2 separate regions of the Homo sapiens genome follow, and region 2 is linked to region 1. The links are chromatin loops, found by intact Hi-C in ENCODE. Cell type or tissue: heart right ventricle. All regions are shown on one strand. Each heading gives the region's core, and the rest is flanking DNA. Links, peaks and the distances in the headings are about the cores only. Region 1 has its middle 34 kb from the start of BCO1. Region 2 overlaps GAN (gigaxonin).

Evidence for each region. A loop is a pair of places that touch in the nucleus more often than their neighbours do. Peaks named below come from ENCODE experiments on the same cell type or tissue, not always from the same donor. Only the 100,000 strongest peaks of a DNase experiment are listed, where the experiment ranks them.
Region 2: a loop joins it to region 1, with 2.7 times the contacts of the local background. A loop is called at or near these places in 4 of 110 quality-filtered maps.

What each region holds. Positions count from the first base shown.
Region 1 is chr16:81,200,468-81,208,802 of GRCh38, reverse strand. It overlaps the pseudogene PKD1L2. Among named protein-coding and RNA genes, the nearest start is that of BCO1, 34 kb to the left of the region's middle. In heart right ventricle, for the core only: a CTCF peak has its summit at 3,521 (motif pointing left); a DNase peak (open chromatin) is centred at 3,560; H3K27me3 peaks cover 838 bases.
Region 2 is chr16:81,326,387-81,334,721 of GRCh38, reverse strand. All of the region lies in intron 1 of GAN (gigaxonin), which reads right to left. Among named protein-coding and RNA genes, the nearest start is that of GAN, 16 kb to the right of the region's middle. In heart right ventricle, for the core only: no CTCF peak of the experiment used is centred there; a DNase peak (open chromatin) is centred at 4,611.

The DNA.
Region 1 (8,335 bases), core at 207-8,206:
CAGAAATCCTACTTCTCCCTCACCTGAGTACCTAGCCCAGTACCTGGTCTTCAGGAGATATCAAAAGCTATTTGTTGGGCGGATGGTGGGTAAATGAATGAGTGGGTGAGAGGCCATTCATCTCTGTACAGCTCTGTTGAATGTATCCTCTTTTGTCTTGCACACCATTCCTGCTTCCGCTGGGATGTGCGTGCTTCCCAGGCCAGTGCCAGGAGCTACAGTCATGCCAGGTGGCAGCAGATGAGACCTACTTTGGAAACCTGTGTCCGACTCAGGGCAGTTACCTGTGGGTGCAGTACCAGTGCCGGGAAGGTGAGTCCCCGACTTGCTTGAGCATAGAAATGTCCCTCTGATTTTATGGCATGTCCAGCTTCCCCTGAAAACAGAGACAGCAGCCACCCACGTGGGCTGATCTCTGTGTGCTAAGAGACTCCCTCATTCAAAGTTGCTCCCCTTGGCTGGACGCGGTGGCTCACGCCTGTAATCCCAGCACTTTGGGAGGGAGGAGGATAGTCTGAGCCCAGGAGTTGGAGACAAGCCTGGACAACGTGGAGAAACCCCGTCTCTACAAAAAATCTAAAAATTAGGCTGGGTGTGGTGGCTCATGCCTGTAATCCCAGGACTTTGGGAGGCTGAGGGGAGTAGATCACTTGAAGTCAGTAGTTCGAGACCATTGGCCAACATGGTGAAACTCTGTCTCTACCAAAAAATACAAAAATTAGCCAGCCGTAGTGGCATGCACCTGTAATCCCAGCTACTTGGGAGGCTGAGGTGGGAGAATCACTTGAACCTAGCAGGCAGAGGTTGCAGTGAGCAGAGATCATGCTATTGCCCTCCACCCTGGGCGACAGAGTGAAACCCTGTCTCAAAAAATAAAAATAAATATTAGTGGGTGTGGTAGCACATACCTGTAGTCCCAGCTACTCAGTCTCTACTGAGGTGGGAAGATCACCTGAGCCTGGAAAGATCGAGGCTGCAGTGAGCCATGATCGCATCACTGTACTCCAGCCTGGGTGAAAGAGCAAGACCCTGTGAGAAAAAAAAAAAAAAAAAAAAAAAGACCCACATAAAAATACTGGACAGGTAGCCAGAAGAGAGTCGGTTATAAACAGAAATGTGCAATTTTGCTTCACAAGTGCATGCAGCATTTTATGTTTTAATCCACAGCCCTGCAGCTGATGGTGTCCAGTGAGAGTTTCATCTTTGACAATGTCACCATCTCCCTGACGTGGCTCCTCTCACCCTACATAGGAAACCTGTCCTGTATAATTAGTACAGGAGACAGCCACACTTTTGATCCCTACAACCCGCCGAGGTAAGAGAAATCTCTGAGCCTTGAGCCAGGTTGTATCATCAGTTTTTTTGCCACATAACAAACCAACCCAAAACTTGGTGGCTTAAAACAATAGTTACCATTTCTTACGGTTCTTTGGAGAGCTGGGCGGCTTTTCTTGTCTGAGTGGAGTTGGCTGGGGTAGGCTGTCCGGGAAGACCTCACTCACTCACATGCCTAGTGGTCAGCTGGATGTCAGCTAGAAGCATATGCTGCTCATCACTCAACAGGTTAGCCTAGGCTCATTCACACAGTGTTCCTAGCAGCGGAGCCCAATGCGCAAACATTTTTTCAAATCTCTGCTTGTGTTACATTTTCTAAGATACCGTTGGCCAAAGCAAGTTCCATGGCCAAGACCAGATTCAAGAGGTGGAGGAATAGACCCCACCTACTGATAGAAGGAGTGTGGAGCCACACTGCGAGGTGCTTCTATATGGGATGGGAGGAACTGTTGCTGCTACTTTTGCAAACACTCTACCTCATAGGTTTTCTTTTCTTTTCTTTTCTTTCTTTCTTTTTTTTTTTTTTTTTTTTTGAGGCAGGGTCTTTCTCCATCGCCCAGGCTGGAGTGCAATGGCTCGATCTCGGCTCACTGCAACCTCCACCTCCTGGGTTCAAGCGATTCTCCTGCCTCAGCCTCCCAAGTAGCTAGAACTACAAGCATGTGCCGCCATGCCTGGCTAATATTTGTATTTTTAGTAGGGACAGGGTTTCACCACGTTGGCTAGGTTGGTGTCGAACCTCTAACCACAAGTGATCTACCCCCTCGGCCTCCCACAGTGCTGGTAGTACAGGTGTGAGCCACAGCACATGGCCCCCTGTCACATTTGTGTTCGTGGCTGCCTTGAATGTTTCATGGTGTCAAATGAGAAACTATTTACAGTGATGTTTTGGGGGCAAATATCTGGGTGATACAAATACCTATGCCACTGTTCTGTGGGTTTCTTCCTGACTGCTATGAGTTTGTAAAGAAAACGACAGATTGTAAGTTACACAATCTTTCAGCCCCCAAATCTTGTAGAACTTGAATTTGGCATAAGTCAAAATTGCCTAAATGTAGCCCCGCTATGACCCACAGCTACACAGGACTTTTCAGTGATAAACAGTGGTTTAGAACAGAAGCAAATGGGACCAAATGTTAATGTTTGTTAAGTCTGGATGGCGAATCCAAGGGTGTTTGTTGTATTATTCTCTGGAAGTTTTTGTGCGATTAAAATCTAAGACACAGCACTGTTTGACATTTGCAGTCTCTCTGGGCATTAGCTCTAAACAACAATCACTGACATTTTTTTCTCTTTCAAAGGAAATAGATGGTGGCACCTCCTCCACCATTGCCCCACCCAAATAGTCCATCTTCCTTTACATTAAAGATTTGTTGGACCTTGAAACTACCCACCCACCTTTTTTTTGGGGGGGGGGGGGGCGGGTGGAGGATTGGCAGAGTCTTGCTCTGTCACCCAGGCTGGAGTGCAGTGGCATGATCTCGGCTCACCGCAACCTCCATATCCCAGGTTCAAGCGATTCTCCTGCCTCTGTCTCCCGAGTAGCTGGGACTACAGGCATGCTCCACCACGCCCAGCTAATTTTTGTATTTTTAGTAGATAGAGGTGGGGTTTTGCCATGTTGTCCAGGCTGGTCTTGAACTCCTGACCTCAGATGATCTGCCCATCTCGGCTTTTCAAAGTGCTGGGATTACAGGCGTGAGCGATTGTGCCTGGTCACCACCCACCTTTTAAAAATCATTTTTATAAACACTGGGAAATGCCTTTCTGATGCCTTCTTATCAATACTAGCAGCCACAGAACTCAGGTTATGATAGGGAAAATAGCATGAATTTTGATTTTTGAATGTACGGAAGCCACATTTTTTTGTGTAAATATCACTGTGCTTTTCTCTTATGTGTTGGTGCAGCCTCCTTTTTCTTAACTCATCATTAGTCTAAGAGGTGAGATGTTTAAATCAAACCCTTCGTATCCATTGTTGATAAATAATAAGAGCTCCTGGGAAGAATTGCATTGCTTAGGAGTCAGAAGACTTCTCTGTTAGAAGCTCCTTTTTACCTTGCCTTATATTCATTTGCATGGAGGGCCTTTTTTTTTTCTGTGTTTGTCATGGAAAATTTTCCACATTTCTGAAACTGTATTACGGGCCTTACAGAACAATTTGCTTTTGGTGAAATCTGTGTGAATCCAGCGTTGGTTAGCTGAGCGCCACCTTCTGGCAAATCTAGGGATTGACATTGTTCTTCCGTTAATCGGCTGCTTCTGCGCACAGCTGATATTGGGCGTGCAGAGATTTGTCTGAAACTAATAATCCACAAAACAGCAGGAGCCTTAGAGTGACCTAGAGCTAAAGTCCTCTCTCGGGGAACCAGAATTATAAGGCAAGAGCAATGGATCTAGAGAAAAGAGAGTAGCATGGACCTGAAAGCATGTGGCGTATTCAAATAACTGCAAGGACCTCGCCATGCCTGGAGTTCAGGACTCTGTGGAAGAATGAAAGATGCTGAAAAACTCAGCAGGAGCCTGGTCCTGAAGAGCTGTTGATGCTAGCCAGTCTAACGTAGGTGGGGTCTGTCAACTAAAGAAAAATCAAGCTTTTTAAATAATTAAAGTTAGTTTTGTTCAGGACGACAGACTGAGAACTACAGCCTGGGAGGTCTTTCAAAGAGGTTCTGCCAGACTGCTCCAAAACAGTGTTTCAGCTCACAGCTTCTATATGGGTTGTGGAGGTTCAGTCCACGTAAAATCACATCAAAGTTTGGGTGCAAGAGTGCATCTGCCTCTAGATGACTAAAGTATATCTTGTTGGCCGGCTTCGGTGGCTCATGCCTGTAATCCCAGCACTTTGGGAGGCCAAGGTGGGCAGATCGCTTGGGGTCAGGAGCTCAAGACCAGCCCGGTCAACATGGTGAAACTCCATCTCTACTAAAAAAAAAAAAAAAAAAAAAAAAATTAGCTGGACGTGGTGGTGCATGCCTGTATTCCCAGCTACACAGGAGGCTGATGGAGGAGAATCGCTTGAACCTGGCAGGCGAAGGTTTCAGTGAGCGGAGATCCTGCTACTGCTCTCCAGCCTGAGCAACAGAGAAAGACTCTGTCTCAAAAAAAAAAAAAAAAAATCTTGTTGTAGATTGCAGAAGCATAATCACCAGCCATCTCAGATGTTATCTTTTTTTTTTTTTCTTTAAGACGGAGTCTTGCTCTGTCACCCAGGCTGGAGTGCAGTGGCGCGATCTCGGCCCACTGCAAGCTCCTCCTCCCGGGTTCACGCCATTCTCCTGCCTCAGCCTCCCAAGTAGTTGGGACTACAGGCGCCCGCCACCACGCCTGGCTAAATTTTTTTTTTTTGTATTTTTGTAGAGACGGGGTTTCACCGTGTTAGCCAGGATGGTCTCAATCTCCTGACCTCGTGATCCGCCCACCTCGGCCTCCCAAAGTGCTGGGATTACAGGCGTGAGCCACTGCACCCAGCGAGACATTATCTTATATGTAAGAAAAGGACCAGTCATTTATCTTTTTAGGGATATAGTGACTCAGGCTAGAGACGTGGAAGCCGAGCACTCTATTCTGTTTTGTCTTCAAAGTGTTCTGGAGGGCTGCCTGTCACTGCAGTCAGGGGCTTCCTGTGATTATGCTGGCTAACAGAAATGAGCACACCTATCTCCTTGAGTTTGCTACTTTGTCTCACAGGAACCAGGAAACAGACTCTGTTGTGGAGCATGGGAAGGGAGTAGTAAGATGGGGCAAGAGGAGAGTTGAACTGGGATGCAGGGGCCACAGAGACCCTGACGATCCTGCAGAAACCTCTGAGCAGAGATGGCCCTCAGAGTTGCTTCCAGTTGAGGCCAGAGAGCCAGACCATTATACCCCGGCACTGAGCACTCGTGGGGTGCAGATGTCCATGGGAGGGGAGGTAGGTTTGAGCGAGGCAGCTCCCTTTGGCTAAAAGGGACTCCTGGACATGGATTCAGCTGTAAGCCCTCAGCCACAGCTCACAGGTGTACTGGGGGAATGCATGCTCAGGCTTGAAGGGTGGAATCTGGGGGATTCCCTGTAGCACCCACTACAGAGGATAATAGGAGGGTTTTCAGGCCAGGAACGACATAGTCTAAGTTGTTACTATTATTGCTAGTGTTACTAGTACTCGCTGGATTTTTTTTTTTTTTTTTTTTTTTTTTTTTTTTTTTGAGACAGGCTCTTACTCTGTCGCCCAGCCTGTAATGCAGTGGTGCGATCTCAGCTCACTGCAACCTCCGCCTTCTGGGTTCAAGCGATCCTCCTGCCTCAGCCTCCCTAGTACCTGGGATTACAGGTGTGCACCACCACGCCCAGCTAACTTTTGTGTTTTTAGTAGAGATGGGGTTTCGCCACGTTGGCCAGGCTGGTCTCTGTCTCCTGACCTCAAGCGATCTGCCCGCCTCGGCCTCCCGAAGTGCTGGGATTACAGGCATAAGCCACCAAGGCTGGCCAGCCATACACTTTTAAACAACCAGATCTTGTGAAAACCCACTCACTACCAAGAGAACAGCATCAGGGCGATGGTGCCAAGCCACTCGCGAGAAAACGCCCCTATGAGCCAATCACCTTCCACCAGGCCCCACCTCCAACATTGGGGATTATAATTCAACATGAGATTTGGGCAGGAGCGCAGATCCAAACCCTGTCAGTGCATGTGTAAATGCGTGTCTTTGTGTTTCCCCAACACTGGTCATGTCCCTGACTGTGGCCGGCAATGTGTCCAGCAATGTGACCCACCAGTTCACATCTCCTGGGGAATTCACCGTGTTTGCTGAATGCACAACCAGTGAGTGGCATGTGACAGCTCAGAGGCAGGTGACCGTGCGAGACAAGATGGAGACGCTCAGTGTGACTGCATGCTCCGGCCTGTCCCAGTCAGGAGCCGGCCCTCTCTGCCAGGCTGTCTTTGGGGATCCTCTGTGGATTCAGGTGGAGCTTGATGGAGGTGAGTCTGCAGAATTGGGCACATCAAGGCAAGCTATAAAATCACTGATTTCCTCCAAATCTATCCAACTCCCAGACCTTAATAAATAGTGGGCTGGGTGCAGTGGCTTGAGCCTGCAATTCCAACACTTTGGGAGGCTGAGGCGGGCGCATCGCTTGAGCCCAGAAGTTCGGGACAAGCCTGGGCAACAGGGTGAGACCCCATTTGTACAAAAAGTACAAAAATTAGTCAGGTATGGTTGCACATGCCTGTAGTTGCAGCTACTTGGGTGGCTGAGGTGGGAGTATGGCTTGAACCCGGGAGGTCGAGGCTGTAGTGAGCTGAGATCATGCTACTGCATGCCAGCCAGGACAACAGAGTGAGACCCTGTTTCAAAAAAAAGTAAATAAATAGTAACAAGGATCACCTACTGAGTTCTTTTTTTTTGAGATGGAGTTTTGCTCTGGTTGCCCAGGTGGAGTGCAACGGCACAATCTCAGCTCACTGCAACCTATACCGCCTGGGTTCAAGTGATTCCCCTGCCTCAGCCTCCCAAGTAGCTGGGATTACAAGCATGCACCACCACACCTGGCTAATTTTTTGTATTTAGTAGAGACAGGGTTTCACCATGTTGGTCAGGCTGGTCTCAAACTCCTGACCTCAGATGATCCACCTAGCTTGGCCTCCCAAGGTGCTGGGATTATAGGTGTGAGCCACCACACCTGACCGAGTTCATTTTTAAACTATCATTTATTCATTTATTTAGCACCTAGTGTGTGCCAGGCACTGTTCTAAGTGCTTTGCATAAACTTGTCTACTCATTACATAGTAGTATTATCTTCATGTTACAGATGAAGAAATGAAGACACAGAAAGGTTAAAACATTTGCCCAGAGTCAGAAGGCTAGTAAGGTAGTGAGTGCTCCTAGCCTTCCAAAGGCCCTTCTTTGCATCCCTGTAGAACCGAACTTCCGAGTCACTTCCTTTTGGGAATTTAACTAGGATGAGGTGGCACTGGGACTGCTACCAACTGGGCCTGAGCCCATCTCAGTACAGCCAGCATCGACTAGCTTGGCACAATCAAGTTGCCCCTGGCCAAGGCCAGTATTCAGCTGCACCCACTGGTATAGCCATGCCAACTGTTATGGCTGAGGTCCATTCTCATTGGTCACAGGGTGTTTTCTGATTGGTCACAGAGACTGCTCTGATTGATTGTCATGTCCATTCTGATCGGTCACAGTGTCTTTTCTTTTTTTTTGAGACAGAGTCTTGCTCTGTCATCCAGGCTGGAGTGCAGTGGTGCGATCTCAGCTCACTGCAACTTCCACCACCCGGGTTCCAGTGATTCTCGTGCTTCAGCCTCCTGGGTAGCTGGGACTACAGGTGCGTGCCACCATGCCAGGTTAATTTTTTATTTTTTTCTATTTTAGTAGGGATGGGATTTCGCCATGTTGGCCAGGCTGGTCTTGAACTCCTGACATCAGGTAACCTGCCCACCTCGGCCTCCCAAAATGTTGGGATTACAGGCATGAGCCACTGTGCCTGCCCACAGTGTGTTTTCCTTTTTTTTTTTTTTTTTTTTTGAGATGGAGTCTCGCTGTGTCCCAGGATGGAGTGCAATGGCATGATCTTAGCTCAGTGCAACCTCCGCCTCCTGGATTCAAGCGATTCTCCTGCCTCAGCCTCCCAAGTAGCTGGGATTACAGGCGCCCACCACCACACCCAGCTAATTTTTGTATTTTTAGTAGAGACAGGGTTTCACCATATTGGCCAGGCTGGTCTTGAACTCCTGACCTCATGATCCACCCGCCTCGGACTCCCAAAGTGCTGGGATTACAGGCATGAGCCACCGCGCCCAGCCTGTGTTTTCTAATCGGTCACAGAGACTGCTCTGATTGGTTGTCATGTCTATTTTGATGGGTCAGGGTGTCCATTCTGATTGGTCACAGCATCTATTCTGATTGGTCATGGCATCTATTTGTTGGTCGCAGTGTCTATTCTGATTTATCAGAGCATCCATTCTAATTGGTTGGCGCCCATGCTGTGCTGGTTGTTAAAT
Region 2 (8,335 bases), core at 271-8,270, 130 kb before region 1:
ACTGGTTTGTCCTCAAATGAGAAGGGGATACTTTCTCTCCATATCGGCCCCAGGGTGTGCTGGACACTCAGCAGTTCAATTCAATGCTCAAATGTTCCACTATCCACAGTTCCACTATTGTCCCCAGTGCAATAATCCGAATGGGAACCGGACTCTAGGGCTGGCCACAGGAGGAGGCTTTCATTTGGGAATAAACCTAGTTGCACCCCATCTCAGCCCGCTTCTCTGCTCACTACTCAATACCACATGTGCCCTGCCTGGGAAGATTCGGAGATGCAATGTAGTGAAAAGTCAGGAAAGGTTTCAGGAAAATCAAGGGTTTACTTTCCAGGTGTCTTCATCCCACCAACCAACAACACAGTAATGAAGGTGACGGAGACCCACCTTCACAATGGAGGTGCAGAAGCAACTCCCAGGAGGCCACAGCCACAGTCCTATCCTTCCCCGACAGCCTCCCTTCCCCCAACTATGCAACACAGGCAGATCCACAGAAACCTTTTCCATTCTCCTCTTGATATCACATCATCCACTTTGAAGAGGAAATATAATGTAGCATTTTGTATTTAGCTTTGCTCTGCATAACCATGTCCAATTACATTTGTATCTGGAAGAAATATGAGAATAGCAATTATGTATCTTTGAGAGTCATGTGATTTGAAGAAAGGAGAAATTTATCTCAAAGAAGGTTATGTTTTCTGAAAAGAGAACATGGCAAGTGTGAATTACAAATGAAACGGGAAGGCAGTGCAATGAAACTTCTGCAGAGTGTGCATGTGTTTGGGGGACATGAAGCAGGGAAGACAGCACACACACAGCACCCCAGGATTGTGGACGTGCACAACTATAAGTAACAACTGGACCAGGCAGGAATGCAGCCATCCCTAGAGGGACAGCTACAACGTGTAACCAAACCAGTGAAAACTGGATTGGTGGATAGGTGGTGTTGTTTTGTGTAGCTAGCCTCTCACCGCACCAGGTGAGATATTAGGTACTAAGTATGGATTCAGAAATAAGATCTCAACTAGTTGGTAGTCTCCATCCTTGAGGAACTGACAAACTTTTACTTCTAACCATAGACTTAATGTCAACAAAATGAATTGCTATGAATCATTTCTATTTGGATTTTAATCCAGTCATGTAAGCCTCTAGCATTATGTTTCATGATAGAAAGTACCCATTGTGTTACATAAATCCTTTTCCCCCCAGGCTATGCATAGCCTATTCCTCCCCAGTTGTCCCTAACTAGTAAACGGTACTATTTTCTACCCACCTGCTTAAGTCTAAAATTTCAGAGTCCACCTAATAAATACAGAAGGATGGACCGGGTTATAAAACAGAAGTGGATACTAAAACTGGTGAATGCAGGTTAGTGAGGAATGGGATATTTACATAATCTCAAAGTGTTGCTCCCACAACTTATTAATTATAAAGAGAAAAACAGACTAACCTAGTGGATTCCTCCTTTTTTTTTTTTTTTTTTGAGATGGAGTCTCGCTCTGTTGCCTAGGCTGGAGTGGAGTGGCGTGATCTCAGCTCACTGCAACCTCCATCTCCTGGGTTCAAGCGATTCTCCTGCCTCAGCCTCCCAAGTAGCTGAGACTACAGGTGCGTGCCACCTACCTGGCTAATTTTTGTTTTGTATTTTTGGTAGAGATGGGGTTTCACTGTGTTAGCCAGGATGATCTCGATCTCCTGACCTTGTGATCTGCCCACCTCAGCCTCCCAAAGTGCTGGGATTACAGGCATGAGCCATTGCACTCGGCCCTAAACCTAGTGGATACCTCTTAAATAACGTGATCAAACTGAACAATACCAATGTTGGGACAAATTAACATCACGGCCTCCTGATATGATGCACTGAAGAGGACATGATATCACTTCCATGGGGTTCTTGCCAAAAATGCAACCCTCCCATCCAATCTAATCGTAAGAAACCAAACAAAACCAAGACAAGGGATATTCTATAAAATAACTGACTAGTACTCACCAGAAGAGCTGTGGTCATGAAAGACAAGGAAAGACTGAGGAACCACCACACACTGGAGACTAAGGAGACATGGCAGTTGCAAGCACTGTGGAGCAGGCATGTGCTATGTACAAGGGAAGGCAGAATCAGCTCTTGGGAGAGAGTGGTCACAGGAGGCTTCACAGAGGTGGCACCCGACTCAGGTTGGCTGAGCACTTGCAGGCATACTTGGAGGGAGAGCAAGTACACCAAGGAAGGGGGACAGCAAAAGCATTACAGTAAAAGACTACATCCCAGGTGTGAAAGTTGATCATACAAACTGGGTCATTCTAGTCATACCCAGTTAAATATGAGTCAAGGACCAGTGTAGAAAGCACTTAGGGCACATAGCTCCTGCTGCAAGAACTAACTTTTCCACAAGCCCAGTTGCTGAAACTGCCTGCTGCAACCCCACAGCCAGTCTGACCTGGTAGCTTGCTGAAATGACCTGCAACGTCTCTGACTGGTTTACCCACCACCGTTGCTTGCCAGTTCCTGAAAGCTTCTCTAGCATCCATGAGCTTCTTTTTTTTCTTTTTCTTTTTTTTTTTTTTTGAGACAGATTTTCCCTCTCGTTGCCCAGGCTGAAGTGCAATGGCATCATCTCGGCTCACCGCAACCTCTGCCTCCCAGGTTCAAGCGATTCTCCTGCCTCAGCCTTCCAAGTAGCTGGGATCACAGGCATGCGCCACCATGCCCGGCTAATTTTGTATTTTTAGTAGAGACAGGTTTCTCCATATTGGTCAGGCTGGTCTCAAACTCCCGACCTCAGGTGATCCGCCCGCCTTGACCTCCCAAAGTGCTGGGATTACAGGCATGAGCCACCACGCCCGGCCTTCCAAGAGCTTTCTTTCACAGTATGTCCCAGCCTTCTCTTTGTTCTTCTGACATACTGAAGACCCCAGTCTGGGCGTACGGCCCAAAATGTAATTCTTGCTTCCCAAATAAACCGTTTTAAATTTAGAGATTTGCTCTATATTGTATACAACTTCAACAAAGAAATGAGAGAATGCAAGGAGTTTGGCAAAGCTAGAGAGCGGGGTGCAGCCATGTGTATGAGGGGACAGGGTGGGACGTGGGGAAGAGCCGTTCCTGAAGGACTTCCCACAAGCAAACTTGGACTTTGCCTTGAGGGAAATGGAGCCGCTCCTTAGGAATTTGGTTTTCTTTTTTTCACCTACTGATTTTGAAATAATTTAAGATTTTTAAAAAAGTTTTTAAAAATTGTACTGAGTTCCTTTGCACCCTGCAATTATCCAAACTCAGAAATTAATATTGTTACAGAAATACTAATTAAACCACATGCTTTATTCCAGTATCACCACTTTTCCCCCGCAGTGTCCTTTCTCTGTTCTAGGATCCAATCTAGTCCCATCCTGCAGTTAGTTGTCTTGTCTCTAATCAGTGACAGTTTGTCCTTCCTTCCTTGTCTTTCATGACCTTAGCACTTTGATGTGCACTGGTCAATTAATTCGCATCTCGTTCCTCAACTTGGATTTGCCTTTTTTCTTTTTTTGAGACATGGTCTCTGTTGCCCAGGGTAGAGCGCAGTGGTGCGAGCACAGATCACTGCAGCCTCAAACTTCTGGGCTCAAGTGATCCTCCTCCCTCAGCCTTCTGAGTGGCTGGGACTACAGGTGTGCGCCACCATGCCTGGCTAATTTTTAAAGTTTTTGTAAAGATGGGATCTTGCTATGGTACCCAGGTTGGTCTAGACTGCTGGGCTTAAGCAACCCTCCTGCTTTAGCCTCACACCTGCCAGGATTACAGGCGTGAACCACCATGCCTGCCTGTTTAATTTCTTATAATTCCACTGAGGTTATGCATTTTTAGCAGATACACTACGGAAATATCGTATCAGGCAGAAGATGATATTATTATGTCTTGTTCTAATGATGCTGACCTTGGTCACTTGGTTAAGGTGGTACCTCTTGGGTTTCTCCATGGTTAAGTTATAATTTTTCCCTTTGTAAGTATATTCAAGGAGATAATTTGGGAATACATAAATACCTTTTTCTCCTCAAAATCTCACCCTTTTTGTAGCCATCAGTAGATACTGTCTGCAACAATAACTGTGGTACTTCAATGATGATTTCTATCCTCTATTTCTTCTACATATACGAATTGAAATTCTTTTATAAGAAAGACCTGTCTCCTCTCCTCCATTTATTAGTTTATTCATGCATTCATTCATTCACTTATCCATGCACAGACACATGGGTGTTTATCTTATTATCTGGAGTAGAATCCAATGTTATACTGTGATTTATTTTCTTGCTCACATTGCTGAGGTATTGGCCTCTGGGAGTCCCTTCTGGGTGGCTCCTGTGCCCTGCACAAAGCCTGTCTTCTGAGCTCCTCAGTGCTTTCTGGCACAAAATGCTCCAGCCTCTTGGTGTCTTTTTCCTGCCCCAGCACTGAATCAGCCTTGTCTCTGGAGATATTAGAGTTTTAAACATTATCCGATTACATTCTAGAAACATCACTCTGGCGGCAGCAGTGTGGAGACTGACGGGGGCTGAGCAGGGAGGCAGACAGACCAGTGAGAGGTCCTGCCACAAGTCAGAACTGATGAAAGCTGGCACTTGAGGAGGGGCAGGGCCAGTGGCAATGGTGAAGAGAAGGCAGATTCCAGAGATCTGAGAGGTAGAAACGAGAGGTCTGGGCATCAATTAGATGCTGAGAGTGAGCGAGGTGATGATATCTCTGCTGCCTCCTAGATTTCTCCTGGGGAGTCTGGTAGTATACTAACCCACACAGTCAATGGAGGACAGCCCACTGGCTGGGGGAGGGAGCTAGGTTGACTGGGTTTAAGGTGGCCATGTAGCGGGCTTGGTATCAGTGGGTCTGGGGCTCAGGAAAGAGGTCAAGGCAGTAGCTTCTCTGGGGTAGATGAGATCACCGTGGGAGACAGTGCAGGGTGAGAATGGAATCTTATGTCTAATCAAGGTATAGGGACAGATGGGGAGGAGAGCCAGAAAAACAGGCTGTGAGGAACATGGGACAAGAGGTGCCACAGAAGCCTGGAGAGACCAAGTATCAACAAAATATATCAACAAAATGATCTGATAAATACAGCAGACAGGTCAAGATAAACACTTAAGTTTTCACTTGATTTGGCAATTATACACTGCAATTTTTTAAAGAACAGTTTTGATGGAGTGGTAAGACATGAGCCTAACTGCAGACTGAACAAAAACCAGGAGCTGAGACTGTGCACAAGATAAAGAGATACTTTTCTTTCAAGAAGCCTGGTTGCAAGGTCAGGGAAATTATGCACTTGTAAGAAGAGGATGCAGAGTCTGTTTACTTTTTTTCTTTTTTTCCAATATAAGTAGAGAGTTTATTTGGCCACATTTGAGGGCGGCAACCCAGGAACACGGATTCCAGTTGCCCTGAATGAATCTATGCTTCCTCTGCTTGCTTTTAACAGATGCGTTTGTTCAACATGTGCACATCTCCTACACGCCAGGCACTGGAAAAGATGAGCAGACTTTTCTGCTGGGGCAAAGAAGCCAGGAGAGAAGGAAAAAAAAAGAGAAGAGAACAAACAACAGGAGAAAAAGGGTGGGGGAACAGGAGATGAGACAGTCAGGGAGGATAGGCCTTGACTATCAATCTTTGCTCTACAGAAGATTGGCATGTAAATCATCATTATGTCTAATTAGCATTTTAAACATGACCTTCAGAGTTAAAAGATTTTACGCCCAGATTTTTAAACATCTAATACTGTAGATGAAACGGTGACAAATTACAACCTGCTGCCTGTTTAGCCACGGAGATAGAAATGGTTGTTATATTTTTAAAAGGTTATTAAAACAAAAACAAAGAAGAATATGTGACCAAGACCACATGTGGCTTGCAAAGCACAAAATTATTTCTAACCCTTCAGAGAAAAAGTCTGCCAATCCCTGCTCTGAATATTTTTACAATAGCAAACACACAACACTTTAAAATCCAGTCTAACAGATAAGTGAAGTAACGATTTTTGAGAAATGATTTCCAAAAGTGATGAAGGAATGGTGATAGATCTAAAAAAAATGGTGATAGATCTAAAAAAAAAAAAATAAGATACACACTGGTAGGGTCTTTATATGATAAGACAGTTTTCCTGGACAGTAACCTGGCTTCACACAACAAATAACAAATCTGTTTCTATCTTCAGATCTGGGATATAGTCTCCAAAGTAGGTTTACCTGTAGTCACAAAAAATACAAAAAGAACCCAAACTCTTTTTCTGATTTGTTTATGGTGTCATCATTCAGCCTGCAAATTAAATGGCAAAGAGAATGACATTTCTGAAGCACAGAATATGAAACAGTAATATGATGTAATAACAGCTATTAAAAATGACAACTATGGGCATTACATTGAGATACGAGAGAGATGTGAAATGAATTCAAGTAAAAAGACGAACTGTAAATAACAGGTAAATATAGATTTCAACTACTTCAACTGTAACTATACATTAAGTATACTGTTCAGAACCAGAAATTGAGGGCAACATAAATGAAGCTCCAATGTAATTTCCCAATTTTTTGTGTGTATAGATTTTTTAAATTTAAATCTAGTTCGCGTCATTTTGAAAGTAAAGCAGTCAATAAAATTTCTCTCTTAAAAGACAAGGTTTGAAAATGCATGTTAAAATTTTAAGAGTTCAAAGACGATTAAAACGATGACGCAGCAACTGGTGAAGCCAAGAAATTCTGCTTCAATGAAACAAGTCTGATTCCTTGTTCTGGTCACACCCTGACCTTTTGGAAAGGTACATAAAAGGAAGGCATTCGTGCCACAACCTGTCAAACAGTTCTAGATTTTCTACTTTGCTATTCTATTTCGGAGGCTATTAAAAGGCTCTTTCTATATAACCTTAAGACCCCCATGCAAATGAGCATCTCAAGAATAAGCCCCTTCACTTTGGGGAGCACTCTTACAAGTTTCCCCTGTCTAATTAAAAACTGGCTTATCTGGTTCTTTCTTGCTACAGTACACAGGCAGCACTTTAAATACTATAGGAGCTCCATACTTCAGAAGCAAGTTCATGTTTCTACTCACTTTCCATTTTCTCTTTCCCAATGTAGAGAGTTACAAGGAAGATTTTATGCCTTTTCAAAGAAAGTAGGCCTCCTAAATAAATCCAAAATGAAAGCAGGAATTTATGTGAATTTATTATTGTCTTTGTACTTGTCTTTTTTGTGTAGTTCAAACCGAAGCATTAAGTGAACTTTAAGAGACTGCCCCCTTTTTCCTTTTTTAGGAAAGGAGATAGTGGAGTAGGGGAAACAAAAACTACAGCCTCCAGTACACCCCTCCAGTTCCCTTTAATAAATAAGAGGCAGCTCCAGGATGAACTTCCCGTTAGCATGTTTAAGCTCCATCTGAAAACCACCTTTTTGCTTCTGGCGCCTCCTTAATTTATAATCCACTGCTATAAACTTCTCCAAACAACTTGAAGCTGAAAATGCCTTCCAAAATGTTGTCAAGGAAATGAATGCTTCTCAATTAATTCTTTAGTCATGTTGGGACAAAACGCTCTCTCATCAGAGCTACTCTTTCTGAATAAAGAATTCGGTCTCTTCTTCTCTCAGCTTTCTTGGCATCAGAAATTGAATTCGTGGGAGCTGACCATGCCATCTAAAACAGTCCAAAAGTAAGACTCTAAACTCTGTTGCAAAATGGTTTATTCTGTCCCTTTGCCCTACCCCACAAACGTATTCAGCTACATAGTAAAATGCTATGGCAGAAAGTTCAACCTTACTTGGATGTAGTATATTCAGCATCCTGAACTCTGACCTTTTACTTTTTCGGCAGGACAGTCATGTAGCAGGTAACGATGTTTCAGTCCGTGATGGACAGTATATACAACAGTGGTCCCGTAAGATTATCATGCCATATTTTTGCTGTGGCTTTTCTATGTTTAGATACACATATACTTGCCGCTGTGTTGTAACTGCCTACAGTGTTCAGTACAGTCACATGCTGTATAGGTCTGTGGCCTAGAAGCAACAGACTACATCAGATAGTCTAGGTGGGTAGTAGGTTATGCCCTCTAGGTTTGTACACTCTGTGATATTCGAACAATGACAAAATGCCCAATGATGTATTTCTCAGAACGTATTGGTGTCATTAAGCAATGCTGACTGTACATACATATCACAGACAACTCAATTATCCTTTTTTTTTGAGACGGAGTTTCACTCTTGTTGCCCAGGCTAGAGCGCAATGGCGCGATCTCGTCTCCTCGCAACCTCCGCCTCCCGGGTTCAAACAATTCTCCTGCCTCAGCCTCCCGAGTAGCTGGGATTACAGGCATGTGCCACCACATCTGGC